Linked DNA regions of Mus musculus: regions 2 and 3 are each linked to region 1. A link is a loop called in an ENCODE intact Hi-C map of the cell type or tissue named here. Cell type or tissue: gastrocnemius. All regions are shown on one strand.

Region 1 (2,500 bases):
CTGTGTGTCTAATGGCACCATTGATCCAAAATGCCTTCAGTTCATTTCTTGCATTGAGCTTTTTATATCTTGCACACAATAGACCTCAGTATCCAAATTATGGCAGATATGTATAAACTCTCGATAAGGTCTTCCCCCTCACTTCGTCCAAGGTGAAACAAACAAAGTTTTCCCCATTGCTTGCCAGATAACTATTCTGAGTCTTCTTTCTGTAATGCTTTAGTTATTTTTCAATTAGCAAGCTGTCAGTAAACTTTGTAAGGAACATATGGATTATATAAGAGTCTATGTATTCTATCTACAGCTTCATGATACTCAGTGAAATCCCAGTATATAGTATTTTTGCTACTAGGAACAGTGCTAATATAATCTTTTGGGGAAACTATTTGGCACTGTCTTGTAAAATTAAATAACCAATTCAATGTGCTGTTTGTATCCCCTTAAAACTCATCTAGTAAACTCCAGTCTCAATATGATATATTTGGAGGTGGAGTCTATGGGGTAATTAATTCATGAAAGTGGAATTCTAAAGAATAGGAATTGTGCTTTATAAAACCAGATAACTTGCTTCCTTTCTGCCCCATGCAAATTCAGGGGAACTAGACATCTGTATCTAGAGGACCCTCACTAGAACCCAGCCACATGATATCCTGACTGCATGACGCTGAAAAGCTCCTGCATAGCAGAATAAACAGACAGCCTGCAGAATAGAAGCAGCTTTGTCATTATACATTTAACATGAGGATAAATATACAGAATCCGTAAAGAACTGAAGAAACTAAACACTCTCTCTCTCTCTCTCTCTCTCTCTCTCTCTCTCTCACACACACACACACACACACACACACACACACAAACACACACACACAAATCCAACCAATAAACAGGTAAATGTATTTGACAGAGAGTTCTAAAACAGAAGAATACCTAATGGCCAATAAACATTTGTGTTCAACACCACCAGCCATCAGAAAATACAGGTTAAACTATGTGGAGATTCTATCTTAGCGCAGTCAGAATGACTTGCCCTCCATCAAGAGAACGAATGATTACAAGTGCTGTGAGGACACCGTGAGAGAGGAATCCTTACACACTCCCAGTAGGAGTATAAACCGGTGCAACCACTTTGGAAATTTGTTTGTGAGGCGGTTTCTCAAGAAACTAAAAATAGAGCTAAGGAGATGACTCAGTAGGTGAAAGTGTAACCAAACAAGACTGACAGCCCCAGTTCAGAGTCCCTGAACTTGTGCCAAAGCCTGGCATGGTGGTGCTTGTCAGCAACCCCAGCACTCTTGGCAAAATAGGAGGTCAAGATAGAGTTCCCATCCGCTCATGGGCCAGCAGCTACCCAAGACCAAACCTAGAGCTTTATACCTGCCAAACACTTGTTCTACATTCCCAGTAGATTAGTTGAGTATTGAATCCATTAAAATTGAGTTCCATGGAGCCGGCGTGGTGGCACATGCCTTTAATCCCAGCACTCGGGAGGCAGAGGCAGGTGGATTTCTGAGTTCGAGGCCAGCCTGGTCTACAGAGTGAGTTCCAGGACAGCCAGGGCTACACAGAGAAACCCTGTCTCGAAAAACAAAAACAAAAACAAAAACAAAAAAAAGGAGTTCCATGTAAAAATATTTAGTCCCATGCCTGGTATATGTAGATGCACGTATTTGTTAAGAGTTTCTACAAATATTGAGCCAGAGGTCTAGGGAGACGGCTCAGTCATTTAACTGCCTGCCACATGAGCACAAGGACCTGACTTTGAGTCCCCAGCACACTTAAAAATAACAGAAATGGTGGCACACATCTGTAACCCTAAGACTGGGGGTTGGAAACAGGCAGATCCGTAGAGGTTACCAGGAACCAGTCACGCCGGTTCATAAGCTCTGGTTCAATGAGAGATACTGCCTAAAATAATTACGGTGGAAGCAATAGAGAAGGATGCTTAGCATTGACCTCTGGCTGCTACATGTGCTACAGCCCCCCCCCCACACACACACACTAAATGAGCCAGATGCAGTGGAAAGCACCCATAGGCCCAGTACTTGGGAGGGTGAAGTGGGAGAATCACTTGAGAGCATTCTGGGCAAGACAATTTGACCTCTGCCAGCTCAAAATTTAAATAGTCATATGTCCTAAACCTTATTAGGGATATTGATTAAATTTTTATGAAGAAGTCAATAAGAAGAAAGTAAAGTGCCCAGAGTTTGAAAACAAGGACATTCATTCATTCATTGCAACTGTGTCAATACTCTTCCTTTGTAATAGAAACATAAACACAGTGGAGACACACTGCAGAGTTGAGGAGGGCTTGTCCTATAATTCCCAAGGAAAGGTCCTTCATCCTTGGTTTGCCTCTGTTTACTGCTCATTACACCACCACTTCCACCAGAAAGTGTGACAGGGAAGAGAAATGAAAGCCAATGAATCTATCTTATGAGAGTTTGACTCTTCAAAGTAAGCAACATCAAAACACCGGGACATAATGACTCGCAGTGTACTC
Region 2 (2,500 bases), 100 kb after region 1:
CCTAGCATGGCGTGGTTGAGCATGGGAAGACCCTCACTGCCTAGAGTCTGATGTGACTGTTTCTTCGGAGACAGCCCACACTATTGGGCAATATTCCAGAAGATCAATATGAAGATGAACTTTCAGAACATAAAATTTGTTTAGATGAATTAATAATTTTTATAGTATTCCTGATTTGATTTAAATCATTTTAGGAAGTTAGGGTACTTGATAGAGAGTTTAAAGGAGATGGCTTAAGTTGTTTTGCCAGAAAGATATACTAAAGTTAGAATTAAGAGTAGAATATGTAGGGGCTGGAGAGATGGCTCAATGGTTAAGAGCACTGACTGCTCTTCCAGAGGTCCTGAGTTCAAATCCCAGCAGCCACATGGTGGCTCACAACCATCTATAATGGGATTCAATGCCCTCTTCTGGTGTGTCTGAAGACAGCAGCAGTGTACTCATATAATGGACTGAACCTCTGGAACTGTAAGCCAGTCCTGATTAAATGATTTTCTTTATAGGAGTTGCTGTGGTTATGGTATCTCTTCACAGCAATAAAACCCTAACTAAGATAGTAGGTCAGAACATTTTAAAAATAACAACTTAAGGGTAGAAGTTTAAAGAGCATGCTCCTTATTTTTTTAAGAGAATAAGTACAGCTTTTCTAACCACCACCCTGCTCCCACCATTTAAACTGGCAAAGCAATCACTACTTGTGCATAAAATATTGGTTTGTTTCTGTGATAATTTTCCTGGCTCATCCAACCTACAATGCACAAGCCTCTGAAGATTAAACTTTGGAGAGCATATCTATGAGCTGAAAAACTATAGTTCCATATTTTAAAACTTGTTCTCCTAAGAGTGGTAAAACACTTACAATCCCAGCACTGTGGGACAGGGATCTGAGGTATATGAGGATCAGACAAGCAAGATCATCCTTGACTGCACAGTGAGTTTGAGCAGGCTGGCATATAGTATACCCCATCTCAAAAAAACAAAATTATTCTTAAGATCATTTATAGAGGGCTAGAGAGATAGCTTAGAAGTTAAGGGCACTTACTGCTCTTACAAGTGACCTGGGTTCAGTTCCCAGCACCTACGTGTCAACTCATATCTGCAATTTCAGTTCCAGGGGATTTGATGCCCTCTTCTGGCCCCTAAGAGAACTGCACACTCATTGTATACATACACACATAAATAGACAAAATACTCATATATATATATATATAAAATACAAATATACATTTTTGAAATTTTATTTATAGGATATTCTTTATAGGATATTTAAAATCATCCAACCTACAATGCAATGAATTATCTTAAATCATGGGATATATAATAAAGATAGTATCTTTATAATATTTATAGGATATTTTTATTTCTTGATATGTTGTCACACTATTATTTGATTATCCATTTACCTCAGTATGGCAAGAATTATCAGATATCAATTTGAGAGCTTAGGGGTAAAATTTTAAATTAAATAATAAATTTAATATTTATTAATATTAGAATGAAAGTCATTACAAATGATTCAGTGTTTATAATCTGCTGAAAAACTCTGTATAGTGTTGGTTACCCAATAAAACCTACCAGGCTACCAGGGCCCTGTGCGGTTAAATGATGGTTCAACCTGTACAGCCCTCCAAGGGAGCCAATTCCTCCAGCATTTGCCATCCAGAGCTTTAAAATCTGAAGAACGGCCAAAATCAAGTCCTCATTTTTATAACTATATAAATGTCATCTAAATGTGTCCACCACTAGCTTTCCCCCAAAGCAGCACACTATAAATAATACACTCCATCTGCTCATTGGTATGTACCGCTGGGATGTCTCCTTGGGCTTAATTACAGACCTCTAACAATAATGGACTTTTCGTGGCAAGTGTAGTGTGTGAGCCATTTCAGCTTTAGTGGGTGCGTGCGTGCTGTACTTCTGGCTGATGGCAGAGAAGAATTTGCAGCCTTGCACTGTTATGCTAAGCTGCATCCCTCCTTTTGAATCAGCACCATGCTCTTTGTTGTCAGGCTCCATGATTGCAGCCTCTGGTACTTTGGCAGCCTTTAGATGCACCACATCAGAGTTTCTGTCTTCCTCACCAGAAGACTGTTTCTTTTCCCATTCCTTTCCCCTTCAGCCATGTTCAAATGGCCCGACTGTGGCATGTTTTGGCCAGTTCTCTTCAGACCTATTTCTATACACGTCCACTGAGGTATGTGAATCACGGAGCTGAGCTAAGAGTGTGCATTGCTCCTAGATGCTTCAGTCCACAAAGAAGGCTCCTCTGAGGCTTTGTGTTATTTTTGTTATGACAAAAAATATAGCTGGGCAATGGTGGCACATGCCTTTAATCCCAGCACTCGAGAGGCAGAGGTAGCCTGATCTTAGTGACTTCAAGGACAGCCTGGTCTACAGAGCAAGTTCCAGGACAGCTAGAGCTGCTACACAGAGAAACTAACTCAGAAACAAAACAAAACAAAACAAAACAAAACAAAATTATCTTGCCTGTGTTTCTGTT
Region 3 (2,500 bases), 98 kb after region 1:
AGAGAACAAGGATGAAGGGGTAGGAGATAAGGAGAGCAGGGAGGGGTATTTGTCCCAGAGGGGTACAAATGACTGCCTCTGGATAAAGAAGAGACAGACTTGGCCCATGGGAAAATGGCTGTTTATAAGGTAAAAAGGAAGCCCCATAATAGGATGAAGTGTTTCATTTTAATTGGGCATGCTAGTTAGGTAATCCAAAGGGGGCTTTTGATTGCTCAATTTCTATAACTTTGAAAGCAGGGCCTTGGTAGTGAGCCTCAGGAGGTGGAAGTAGTGAAATAAGAAAATAGAACTTGTTGGCTAGCTTTAGTCATGTAATCTAACGGGTTTGAGAAGAAAGAGGAATGGAGGAGAAGGGCAAGGTCTGCCAGAGCCGCCTTTGCCATGCTCTGACTGGCTAGAGTACCTTCAGTATATAAACAGGAAAGATAGCTGATAGTCACTCTCAAGATAAGCTGCAAAGACTCTCAGACAAGCCGAGTGGCTTGGAAGAAGCGGAGACCAACCAAGCGTCCCTAAAGAAGCAGAGACCAGCTTAACTGCCCAGAAGAAACAAAGACCAAGGAAGCCTCCTGGAAAGGGCACTCTCCAACCTGCTGAGTCGCCTGCAGGCTGTGCTGTGTGCTCCAGGCTTCCAGCTCTTGTGAGCTGTCACCCATGTCAGAGTAGGCTGTGGTGATCAATTGTCATTTGAGTTGTTTCTGCTCCTGTAAATAAACATGATAAAACTCACTGGTTCACCAAGTTGGACTTTGTCGGCATTCATACTTTGGTCTGTCATGGGCTCCTTATCTGGGGTGAGTAGACGTGTGTGTGTGTGTGTGTGTGTGTGTGTGTGTGTGTGTGTGTTGCTACTCCCCGAGAAAAGTCTGTTACACTAGGAAGTGTGTGTGGGGGGGGGGGGGTCCATCACAGCAGGACAAATAGAAGGTTCAGTTCTTAAGAGCATTTACTGCCCTTGGAGAGGACCCTAATTCAAATGTGTTTCCCAATGATCATGTCGGGAGACTCACAACTGCCTGTATCTTCAGCACCAAAGGATCCAGCACCCCCTTCTGGCCTCCTTGAGCACCCACACCCATGTGCACAAATCCACACCGAGATGCACACCATACAAAATTAAAAATAATTTTTAAAGGGAAAGGAAGAAGTTACTCTTTTGCTCTTAACCTGAGAAGCAGGCAGGCCAAGCAGTGAAGATCAGCAAGCATTGCTGAGATGCAGTGCTCTCAGGATACAGCCCCCAGGCCTGTACCGTCATAGAGTTACTTAAGCCAGTAGGAGACTGGAAATTGATTTTTGTCAATTAGGAGCATCTGAAGTAGAAACAGCCATCTTAGTAAATGTTTGACAATCAGCTCTCCAGTTGGTAGCATTTCTAGCTTTAATAGTGTGACTATTCCCATCAGGTACAATTTCAGGCTATCAGCATGACATCACTAAAAACGCAGAGTTGGAGAGATGGGCTCAGCCAGCGTTTGTGACCCAGAGCTAATTATAGCTGCTCACCAGGGAGTAGGAAGAAAGACATTGGATCCACCTGGTCCAGAAGATTAGAAGAGTCCACAGCTTTTCCGCGGGGCTGCGAGGTCAGTTGAGACGTGCCTCCCCCACAAATAATGTTATTTAATTTCTGAGCATCTGAGAAGCAGCTTAACATTCCTCTTAAATCCTGAGTGATAGATATTATCAACAAGGTAAAAGGACTTGCTGAAGTTCTTTCTAGAAGGTAAAATCCTTCAAAATACAAACAGCCTTCTAGTAGTCATAGAACCTGTGACGGAGCATGCTGGGCTTCATCTTGTTTTTCCTTCACATTTCCAGAAAATGCTAGAAACTTTTGTCGCTTTCTCTGTCCAATGAGGTATCAATACATCGGAGTATGTACAGGTTGCACTTACTGCCCCACTCCTCAGAGCACTGGGAAATCATGTCTGCCCACGTTAAAGAAGAGTGATGACTGAGTTAGAAATGCACAAAGACTTGAAGGCGATTTTTAGAAGAGATATCAAAATAGCCAATAAAAATACACAAAGTGGGTCTTGAGAGATGGCTCAGTGGTCAAGAGCACTTGTTCTCGCAGAGGACCCAGAGTCCATTCCCAGCACCCACATGGCAACTGACAATGTAACTCCTGTAACTCCAGTCCCAGGGCATCCGACTCTGGCCTCTGAGGGCGCTGCACACTTATTGTGAATATACACACATTCAGGCAAAACACTCACACACGTAAAATAAATCTGAAGCTTAAAAATTATGCAAAAGTGCTCCACACCATTCGTCACTAGGTAAATGCAACTTATATCTATTGACACAGCACTAACCACCACTCTAACCAGGCAAGCTTTCAGAAGACTGGCCACATCAGGTACTGGCAAGAATGAAGTAACTAAAACTCTTCTGTGTTGCTGGTGTGGAAGCAGGAAGATTAGAGTTCACAGTCATCCTTGGCTGCATAGTGAGTTCAAGGCTTCTCTGGGCTACTTGAGACCCTGTATCA

What was found. Hi-C counts contacts between places; a loop is a spot of excess contacts. Peaks named below come from ENCODE experiments on the same cell type or tissue, not always from the same donor. Only the 100,000 strongest peaks of a DNase experiment are listed, where the experiment ranks them.
Region 2: it touches region 1 in a loop (2.1-fold over the local background); 3 of 42 quality-filtered maps call a loop at or near these places.
Region 3: it touches region 1 in a loop (2.1-fold over the local background); 2 of 42 quality-filtered maps call a loop at or near these places.

The regions. Positions count from the first base shown.
Region 1 is chr5:65,085,540-65,088,039 of GRCm38, forward strand. The region is part of intron 1 of Tmem156 (transmembrane protein 156); the gene reads right to left. Among named protein-coding and RNA genes, the nearest start is that of Tmem156, 4.8 kb to the right of the region's middle. In gastrocnemius, no CTCF peak of the experiment used is centred here; a DNase peak (open chromatin) is centred at 1,249; H3K4me3 peaks cover 272 bases; H3K27ac peaks cover 1,964 bases.
Region 2 is chr5:65,189,969-65,192,468 of GRCm38, forward strand. No RefSeq gene overlaps it. Among named protein-coding and RNA genes, the nearest start is that of Wdr19, 8.5 kb to the right of the region's middle. In gastrocnemius, a CTCF peak has its summit at 1,146 (motif pointing left); no DNase peak of the experiment used is centred here.
Region 3 is chr5:65,183,638-65,186,137 of GRCm38, forward strand. No RefSeq gene overlaps it. Among named protein-coding and RNA genes, the nearest start is that of Wdr19, 15 kb to the right of the region's middle. In gastrocnemius, a CTCF peak has its summit at 1,077 (motif pointing left); no DNase peak of the experiment used is centred here; H3K27ac peaks cover 728 bases.